2 separate regions of the Homo sapiens genome follow, and region 1 is linked to region 2. Evidence: read pairs that join two places in POLR2A ChIA-PET (ENCODE). Cell type or tissue: Caco-2. All regions are shown on one strand. Each heading gives the region's core, and the rest is flanking DNA. Links, peaks and the distances in the headings are about the cores only. Region 1 overlaps PAXBP1 (PAX3 and PAX7 binding protein 1). Region 2 has its middle 3.0 kb from the start of IFNAR2.

Region 1 (5,502 bases), core at 257-5,256, 490 kb before region 2:
AATTTTCTGCTGTTAAAAGGCTTCCTCTGTGGAAAAACACCACAAATTTCCAGTGTGAAAGTAAGTCCATGGTGGTATAAATATATATATGCATAATTACACAATTTACACTGCACACATCGTTTACAGGGGACAATTAACTGAGAGGGTTAATTTAAATGACCATACAAAATACTTCAGTAAACAAAGTATGACAGGCAGTAAAGAAAACATTCATAGACTCCTAGAAATAATCTGAATTCCTTTCATTCTGAAGAAATATCATTTAAGGACACAGTATTGAATATAATGTTTTTTGTATTAAAACAAGAATTGCTATTTTACAGTTTAAGAAACTTTACATATATACAAAATTTACACATTGGGAATGGTAATCAAGCAAATAGGTTTTTCAGTCTCATAGATCTATTTTCCTTCGATCAAAGACTTAAATTCTTTCACATTGTGGTCACTTGCAACAGACATAGCATGATCCAAAGCTCGAACACTTGCAAGGAGTTTTACTATCTGTTTTATGTTTTCCCTAAAAGAAAAAAATATAGCAGCATCTCATTAATTAGTATATCTAAGAGAAAATTTGCTACTGATTTCATGGCTATTTTAGAGCTTCTGCAATCAATTTTTCCAAGCACACATTTTCAAAGAAAGGAAACAGATATGCAAGCTACAGCATGTTAAAAAAAAAAAAGTTTACATTTATCCATATAGAACAAAACTTACATATGTTTAAATGACTAGCCCAGAGACAGGGGACCCATTTTAAAAAAGCAAAACAAAATTCATTGAGATCAATGAGTTTCATTAATATTGAGAAAGAAAAGAAAGCAATCTGTTTTCAAACTACTTCAGAGGCCTGTCTCCCATTCCTTCCCAAACCAGAGTCCTGGCTGTTTTAGCGTATACCTGGAACACAAATCGTTATTTGTGTCTCTTCATCACCAATCTGTCAAGATCCAGCATAATTTCCACTCCACCAAAATTCACTAAATAAAGTATAATCTGACTTTCCTTATCACTCCAGCTAGAAGTCATTCTGCTTTCTTACTAGGAAGTAATCCTCAAATTTTAGCACACATTAGAATTACCTAGAGGATTGTTGAAATGCAGATCATCCCTGGCCCCACCCCAAGAGTTCTATTCAAGAGGCCCAGAGTGGGGCCCCGAGAACTTGCAAGTCTATCAGACTCCCATGCCATGCTGATACTGCTGGTCCAGGGACCACACTTTAAGAATGACTGTTTTAACATTTAGCTTAAACCACTCACGAGAAACAAGACATAATATGACATTAGTAATTGTCTCATCTCTTCTACAGAATTGTAGTAAGCACCTATTAGGGAAGAATTAGAATTTGCAAAACTTTCCAACCCACATGAAACCTGCTTTATGTGCACTGCACAAAGCAGGTGCTTACATAGCTGTTAAAGTTCTTTTCTGTAGAAAAGTAAACACTATTTGTTGATATTTAACTTCCAAACAGAAACACTGTTAAATATATGTAAATCAAAGTTTAAAATGTGATAAAATTTATCTAGTAGAAAACACAGAGAAAAAAATATTAGTGCCAACAAATAACAAAATGGCACACACTAAGAACAAAATCAAATCAGCCAAAACCTGCCAAAGAATTTTACCATTAAAATCTTTTTTGTTGTTGTTTTTTGAGACGGAGTGTTGGTCTTTCACCAGGCTGGAATGCAGTGGCGCAATCTCAGCTCACTGCAACCTCTGCCTCCCAGGTTCAAGCAATTCCCCTGCCTCAGCCTCCCGAGTAGGTGGGACTATAGGCACGCACCACCACACCCAGCTAATTTTTGTATTTTTAGTAGAAACAGGGTTTCACCATGTTGGCCAGGATGGTCTCCATCTCCTGACCTCATGATCCACCTGCCTCAGCCTCCCAAAGTACTGGGATTACAGGCATGAGCCACCATGCCTGGCCTAAAATCTTTAATAGCTACTTTAATTTTATTGTGGAAAAAATATCCAATTTTCTTGCAGGAAAATAGGTCCTTTTTCAAGAAAGGGGAATGAGGGATCAGAAGAAGGTTTTGTTATAGGGGTATGACTAATGGTGTGATCTAAACAAAAATTAGACTTTGACATTATGAAGATATATGAAATTAAAATTTTAAAAAGACAATTCCTTCAAACTGCCCTACTTAGTGTTATTATTTACTTTTTATGCTAGAGATTTATCCCAGAATTACCTGAACACCCATAAATTAATGTCCACAGAAAGGCTAATGGTTCACTCACTCTTTTCTTACAACCCTTGATAAAAATTAGAAATAAGTTGCCCCAAAAAGCCATGAGTGATAACCTCTAGTTCATAATATTGATTAAAACAAAAAATCTCCCCAAATTGGGAGATAAACTTGAATTTAAATCTGCATAATGAAACTCCAAACAAGAGAGTCTGAGACCTCTCTAATTCTTCAAAGAGGGAGACAGAGAAAACAACCGTTTACTCACTCCCCTGAGGGTTGGTCCTTACCAGAAGTCTTTCCTTAGTATCTTCATAAATAACATACTGAAAAAAAGTAAAAACTGCTAAAATGAAAAATTATGTGCATTTTTGGTAGGTTTATAATACTAAGTGAACATACAATTTAAACTAAAATATAAACATCTCTACTTAAAACATTTTAATACTAAATCTGGCAACTAAACAACTCTAGATTACCATTTCATTAATTACAAAATTACCTTGCATTTCTTTTTTCCACATCAGAACACCCGATACTATTTCTATAAATTGTATCCGCTAAGTGTACAAGGTATCGGCAAAAGTTTTCTAACTGAGAAATAGTCCTTTCTCCTTTCAGATTCATGAACCATTGTTTGGGGAAACAATTGATTACCTGTGGAGAAGAAAGACGTAAAATAAAATAGTTAAGACAGAATAAATTAAAGTATTAAAAGCAAAGTCTAGTTAATGGGTATAAATGTATTTCACCAGAAGACGTGCTTCTGAGCTACAGCAATTACTCTGAAGAAATATTCTTTTAAATCTGACTTCCTACATTAACTAAACCAATATACCTAAATTTTTACCCCAACCAATGGGTTAGGCACTCAAAGCAAAAGATAATCTGTCCAATATTTGAGTAAATTAGTAACATAAAACTGACAACCAACTGCTTCATTTTCCAGTCTTCTAGGATGGCCTAAATATACTGAATTTCCTTTTCCAGCAGCTTTTGATGTAAAAATGAGTGGTATAAAAATGAAATTACAGCACCCCCATCCCCTGCAATAATTCCACGAATAGACATCCATGCATGCTGCTAAGGGAAGTCGAGTTGGCCCAGACTGAGGTTAAGATAATAAGGTTATTATTCTGAAATCAAAACTTTTATTTATACCTATAAAAATATCAAAACTTTCACTAATATCTATAAAAATATGGATATAGATGGATATATATATATATAACAGTATGCATTTTTATGTAAAAAATGCTGTAGGGGGTTGGAACTACCTGGGTAGGCAAACTGTCAACCTTACATGCAAGTCCAGTAATCAAAGGGGTTTCATAAAATTCTCAAATCCCTCTTCAAACAAACAAAAACTTAATTCATTTTAAATTATATGCTTTAAAAACTGTACTATGCATTTAACTCACATTTTGGGCTTTTTTGATGCTGTCATCTCCATATTCTGAATTCTGAAAAGCCATGAGAATATATCGATTTAATAAACCATCTATTGATAACTCTTGCAGAGTTTTATTTGAGAAAATGCCATACCACTGAAGAAAATTGCCTAACAGCTGGAAAGAAGAAAAAAAATAGGTAATGTGAAACAATTAGATTAGGTACAAAGTAAATAAGTTACATAGTAAAACACCATATGAAATACAGCAGACCATGTCTTGCCAAAGTACTAAGAAATATTAATACTTTCAAAGGTACAGATATTTCCTAGAATGGTTACATTTGAATATTCAATTTTAATTAGTCAAAATCGAAACAGCCACATGTAGCTAGTGGCTACAGCACTGGTCAGCACAGATACAGAACATTTTCCATCATTGCAGACAGTACTATCAGGGAGTGCTGAGTCTTAGGTAAGTGTCCTCCATTCAAAATTACACTCTAGCTGGTTCTATGCACACCCCCACCCCGCCCCGCGCTGCCCACAAAAGATGGGAGAGTCTGACTACAACCCTGCATGGCTACCATGTATCATGAACTACAACCAAGTTATATCACTTATGCATCTCAAGCTACCCAAGCTCAATCAATATATAGAAAATGAAAGCTATCATCATAAAATGAAAGCCCCATCCCATCCCACCATAAAAACTTATAGTTTCCCAGTTGTTTCTCAACTTAGTAAATGGTAACACTATTCAACCAGCTGCTTGCGGCAGAGGTCTGGAGGTCATTCCTGACCTCTCTCTCAAGTTGTGTGTCTCCACGACCATCCAGTCTGTCCATTTCCCTCAGTTCCTGCTGCCATCCTCCGAATCTGACCCACCTTAATCTCTTCAGAACCCTGCAGTTACTCCAGTGATTATGAGCAAGAGCACTGAGTAGCCTTTCTGAAGCAGGGCTCTGCAAGAGTTCTAAACCTACAGAAAATGATTTGTGTGGCTCTTTACTCAGTTCTCCCAAGAATGATACATAGCTAGTACTGTTACAGATGCAGGGGAAAAAGAAGAATTCATTATAGACAATGGAGGCCTTAGGGCATTAGGTATTAAGTCTCCCACAGAAGCCCAGTTGAGAAGAGCAGCTCAAGAGTCAGACTGGCTGAGTTTGATTCCCATCTCTAATTACCAATGGAATGACCTTGTGCAGGTTATTGTGTGCCTCACTACCCCATCAGTAAAGTGAAAAAACAGCGTGTACCTCATTGAGCCATTCTGAGGATTCAACAAGATAATCTATGTAAAAGGTGCGGGACAGTGCTTGGTACATAGTAAACACACAGTAAGTACTAGTTCCCATAAAATACACAATAAATACCAGTTCCCATTTTCACTATCACTATCCATACCTACTTCAATCTATTATCTCCACATAGCAGACAGAGTAATCTTAAAAATGGTAATTTATAGACCTGTGGTTACGGCCGGGCGCGGTGGCTCACACCTGTAATCCCAGCACTTTGGGAGGCTGAGGCGGGCAGATCACGAGGTCAGGAGATCGAGACCATCCTGGCTAACATGATGAAACCCCGTCTCTACTAAAAATACAAAAAAGTAGCCGGGCGTGGTGGTGGGCGCCTGTAGTCCCAGCTACTCGGAAGGCTGAGCCAGGCAATTTATGGCTGGGCACAGTGGCTTATACCTGTAATCCCAGTACTTTGGGAGGCCAAGGAAGGAGGACCACTTGAGCTCAGGAGTTTGAGACCAGCCTAGGCAACACAAGACCTCGTCTCTTTAAAAAAAAAAAAAAAAAAAAAAAAAAAAAGGCAATTTGTTTACTTACCTTAAACCCTTCCATGACACATATAGTTAACTGGTTTTCAACAAAGGCACAAAAGCAATTC
Region 2 (5,220 bases), core at 221-5,220:
TGTTATGCTTTCTTGGAAAGCCGACTTTCTTATCATTATATAATTGTCTTTTACCCCAGATAATTTTCTTTGTTCCGAAATCTGCTTGCCTGAAATTAATACAGCTACTCCAGCTTTCTTTTGATTAATGTTAGAATGTCATATATTTCTCCATTTTTCTTCTTTTTTTTTTGAAACTGGATCTGCCTCTGTTGCCCAGCCTGGAGTGCAGTGGCACAATCATAGCTCACTACAGCCTTGAACTCCTGGGCTCAAGTGATCCTCCCACCTCAATCTCCTGAGTAACTAGGACTACAGGCACCTGCCACTACACCCAGCTAAAATTTTTTTGTTTTTTGTTTTTTTGGTTTTACTATGTTGGTCAGGTTGGCATTTTTAAAAATGTAATCTATCAGTGTCTCTATATTTAAAGTGGGTTTCTGGTAGACAATATATAGTTGGCCCTTGATTTATTTTTAAATCCACTCTATTAGTCTCTGTCTTTTAATTGGTACACTTAGACCATTCACTTAAATATACTATTGATAGTTAGATTAATATCTCCCATATTTGTAACTGTTTTCTATTCAATGCACTTGTTCTTTTTATGTTTATTGTTGTTGCTGTTATTGTTTTTCTTCCTTCTCTTTTTCTGCCTTCTCTGTTGTTGTTGTTTTTTTGTTTTTTTTTTTTCTTTTGAGACGGAGTCTGGCTCTGTCCCCAGGCTGGAGTGCAGTGGCACGATCTTGGCTCACTACAAGCTCTGCCTCCTGGGTTCACACCATTCTCCTGCCTCAGCCTCCTGAGTAGCTGGCACTACAGGCACCTGCCACCACGCCTGGCTAATTTTTTGTATGTTTAGTGGAGACAGGGTTTCACCATGGTAGCCAGGATGGTCTTGATCTCCTGACCTCGTGATCCGCCCCCTCGGCCTCCCAAAGTGCTGGGATTACAGGTGTGAGCCACCATGCCCAGCCCTTCTCTGGTTTTAATTGAATATTTTATATGATTCCATTCTCCCCTCACTTAGCACATTAATTGTATTAGTCAGGATTCTCTAGAGGGACAGAACTAATAGGACAGATGTATATATGAAAGGGAGTTTATTGGGAGAATTGATTCACATGATCACAAGGTGAAGTCCCACGATCAGCCATCTGCAAGTTGAGGAGCCGGAAAGCCAGTCCAAGTCCCAAAAGCTCAAAGTAGGGAAGCCAACAGTGCAGCCTTCAGTCTGTGGCCAAAGGCCTGAGAGCCCCTGGCAGATCACTGGAGTGAAGTCCAAGAGTCTAAAAGCCGAAGAACTTGGAATTTGATGTTTGAGGGCAGGAAACATCCAGCATGGGAGAAAGATGGAGGCCAGAAGACTTAGCCAGTCTAGCCTTTCCCCCTTCTTCTGCCTGTTTTTATCCTGGCCATGCTGGCAGCTGATTAGATGGTGCCCACCCAGATTGAGGGTGGGTCTGCCTTTCCCAGTCCACTGACTCAAATGTTAATCTCCTTTGACAACACCCTCACAGACACACCCAGGAACAATACTTTGCATCTTTCAATTCAATCAAGTTGAAACTCACTATTAACCATCACATTAATTATACTTCTTTTTAACAAATCTTTAGTGACTGCCCTAGAGTTTGCAATATACATTATAACTAATCTAAGTCCATTTTCAAATAACAATACACTAATTCATGGGTAGTACACAAGTATCTTAGAAAAGAGTATCCCCAATTTCTCCCTCTCAACCCTTATAACATTGTTATTATACATTTCACTTATTCATAAGCTATAATCAACCAATATGTTGCTGCTATTATTATTTGGACAATTATTCTCAACCTGATAAAGAACATCTACAGAATCCCTACAGCTACTCACAGAACTCAGGAAAGCACTTTACTTACTATTACCGGTTTATATAAAAGATACAATTCAGGAACAGCCAAGTGGAAGAGATACCTAGGACAAGGTATGGGAGAAAGGGGCACTGAGCTTCCATGCCGTCTCTAAGTGTACCAACCTCCCAGAACTTTAATGTGTTAACCAACCCAGAAACTCTTCAAACTCTGTTGGTTGTTCAGGGGTTATTTATGGAGGTTACATCATGTAGGCATGATTGATCATTAACTCAGTCTCTAGTCCCTCTCTCCTTCCTGGAGGTTGGGGTGGAGGGGGTAGGGCCAAAAGTTCCAGGCTTTATTGATTATTGGGCTTGGTCTTTTTGGTGACCAGCCTCCATCTAAAAGCTATCCAGGGGCTCACCAAGAGTAGCCTCATTGCTGGGCGCGGTGGCTCACGCCTGTAATCCCAGCACTTTGGGAGGCCGAGGCGGGCAGATCATGAGGTCAGGAGATTGAGACCATCCTGGCTAACATGGTGAAACCCCGTCTCTACAAAAATACAAAAAAAAAAAAAAAAAATTAGCTGGGTGTGGTGGCGGGTGCCTGTAGTCCCAGCTACTTGGGAGGCTGAGGCAGGAGAATGGTGTGAACCCGGGAGGTGGAGCTTGCAGTGAGCCGAGATCGCGCAGCTGCACTTCAGCCTGGGAAAAAGAGCGAGACTCGGTCTCAAAACAAAAACAAAAACAAAAACAGTAGCCTCGTTATAACGCCTATCACCCCTATTACTCAGGAAATTGCAGGGGATTTAGGAGCTCTAGGCAGGAACCAGACCATATATTTTTCTATGAAAAAACAAAACCCTTAGCATAGCGATCATCATGATTTTAAATTCCTAGTCTGATTTGCAAATTCTCTGCCATCTCCGAGTCTTATTTCTAAGCTTGCTTTGTCTCTTCCAATTGTGCTTGGTGTTGTCTGCCTTTCAGCATGCCTTGTAATTCGTTGTTAAAAACTAGATATAACATATCAGGTCATGGGAGCTGAGATAAATGGCCCTTTAGGATAAGGTGTTAGGTTTATCTGGCTAAGAGTTAGGCTGTGTTAAATGTTTGCTGTAGTTGTAGGTGTCAGAGGCTTCAGTTTTATTTAGTGTCCTCATTTTTGTCTCCTCCATTGTCTTTGGGTTTTCCTAGAAATGCCTTCTTAAATGGAGTTGTAATCCACCGTTATTATACTACAGAGTCCTGTTGATGTGGTGGTAAGATACTGTGGAGGCAAAACATTCTACAATCTTATGATTAATTCCCAGAGTTTTCTTTAATGGGCCTGAGTCTCTGGGCTATGACCCTCCGAGAAGTTTCTTAACTTTTGCTTTTTTCCTCCAGTCATGATAGACAGGAAGGCTAGAGGGGGCTGAGTTGTCTAATTGCCCTTCTGCTAGGTCAGTTTAGGCTCCAGTAATGTAATTGCCCTGAGGACAGGTTTTTGTTACAGAACACTCTGGGCATATCTCAAAATGTTTACTTTTCCCCTCCCACCGGCCAGTCAGGAATTTTTCTGTGGTCTTTACCATGAGAACTTGGTAGAGCTTCTTGGAGTAAACCTTTAACAATTTGGGGAGCATCCCTCTAAGACTGAGTACCCAACAGTGTTTAATTCTCAAGCTAGTCCACACTCAGTCTCCAGCAATTAGTCAATTACAATTTAAGTTTTGCTATGATTTCAGAGGCTTCTGGTCCCTGTAAACTGTGATTCTTTGCATTTGTCTGTCTTTCAGTTTTTGCAGTTTGCCCTGTGACTCAATTCACTGATACTGAAACAAGAAGAGTTGTTAATCTTCAATTTGTTCAGCTTTTCTCTTGTTGTGGGGAGTGGAGTGACAGCTTTCAAGCTCTTCACACCTTGGCATAGACTGCATTTGCTTTTGTTTTGTTTTGTTTTTTGTTTGTTTGCTTGTTTTGAGACGGAGTCTCGCTCTGTCGCCCAGGCTGGAGTGCGGTAGCGCAATCTTGGCTCACGGCAAGCTCCACCTCCTGGGTTAACGCCATTCTCTCGCCTCAGCCTCCTGAGTAGCTGGGGCTACAGGCGCCCGCCACCACACCTGGCTAATTTTTTTTTTTTTTTTTTTTTTTTTTTGGTATTTTTAGTAGAGACGGGGTTTCACCGTGTTAGCCAGGACTGCATTTGTTTTTTAAAAAATCTTTTTCCTAATTATATAAGTAAGGATGTTTACTGTAGAATGTTTGGAAAGGAAACAAAATAAAAATCACCTACTATCATCCAATCTGCAATAAGTCATAGTTAAGGTTTTGACATAGTTTTATTTTTAATATATATGTTTATATAAAAGAGTGCATGCAGCACATGGAGTTTGGTATTGGATTTCTCCCATTTTCAGAGGCTATTTCTGCAAATTCTCTAAAACTGTGGCTGAAAATATTTTCAATGTTGAATGTCTTTTATAAGAAATAGGATCCTAGATAAGTTCCCTTCAGATCGTATGGGGCTGGTGGGAATTCTGCCAAGGGTCACATAAGAGGCAGGACCGTGACATCCTCTTTATGATCACCCTTGTGCCTAGCCTTAAAGGAGTATCAGCAAATGTTGGTTGACTTCATAGATTAAAAGGCTCATTTTTCCCATCTACAAAAAGTATGAAACATCCTCCTCCTCCCTTTCCTAGGAGGCCAGAAAGCTGAACGAGAGATTAAATACTCAGTTAAAACAATTTAGGTGGTTAGTGTATCTTTTCCCTCTCCTTCAAAAAGATATTAACATTTCCATTTTAGTAGCTGTAATGTTTAGAATATACATACATTTTACTTGAAAGCTGCCTCATAGTCTATTTTGGTTTTGGATTTTCTTTTTTTTTTCGTTTTTCTTGAGACAGAGTTTCGCTCTTGTCTCCCAGGCTGGAGTGCAATGGTGCAATCTCAACTCACTGCAACCTCCACCTCCCAGGTTCAAGCAATTCTCCTGCCTCAGGCTCCCAAGTAACTGGGATTACAGGCGCCCGCCACCACGCCCAGCTAATTTTTGTATTTTTAGTACAGACAGGGTTTCACCATGTTGGTCAGGCTGGGTCTTGAAGTCCTGACCTCAGATGGTCCATCTGCCTTGGCCTCCCAAAGTGCTGAGATAACAGGTGTGAGCCACCGCTCCCGGCCTCATAGTCTATTTTAGAAGTTGACAGGCTATAAATAACAAGCAGACAAATTAATGAAGAACATCTGTCTTTCTGCCTATCCCGAAACACGTTGATCAGTGGGGGGTCGAGGGAAGGGTAGGAGTATGGAGAAGAGACCCGCGGAGAAGAGGGGAGAATCTACAACGGATAATGTTGTAGATATTTACAACATTTACTCAATGGTAGGTATTTTTATCCTCGTTTTACTAGTTG

The links. Peaks named below come from ENCODE experiments on the same cell type or tissue, not always from the same donor. Only the 100,000 strongest peaks of a DNase experiment are listed, where the experiment ranks them.
Region 1: POLR2A ChIA-PET joins it to region 2 with 12 read pairs; 2 of 35 experiments call an interaction of 5 or more read pairs at or near these places.

What each region holds. Positions count from the first base shown.
Region 1 is chr21:32,734,545-32,740,046 of GRCh38, forward strand. PAXBP1 (PAX3 and PAX7 binding protein 1) reads right to left here. Exons shown (of 18, transcript NM_016631.4): 16 at 3,629-3,775; 17 at 2,710-2,864; 18 at 1-523. The coding sequence ends at 406. PAXBP1-AS1 (PAXBP1 antisense RNA 1) reads left to right here. Exons shown (of 4, transcript NR_038879.1): 3 at 3,728-3,797. Among named protein-coding and RNA genes, the nearest start is that of PAXBP1-AS1, 9.2 kb to the left of the region's middle. In Caco-2, for the core only: no CTCF peak of the experiment used is centred there; no DNase peak of the experiment used is centred there.
Region 2 is chr21:33,224,306-33,229,525 of GRCh38, forward strand. No RefSeq gene overlaps it. Among named protein-coding and RNA genes, the nearest start is that of IFNAR2, 3.0 kb to the right of the region's middle. In Caco-2, for the core only: no CTCF peak of the experiment used is centred there; DNase peaks (open chromatin) are centred at 2,154 and 3,326; H3K4me3 peaks cover 116 bases.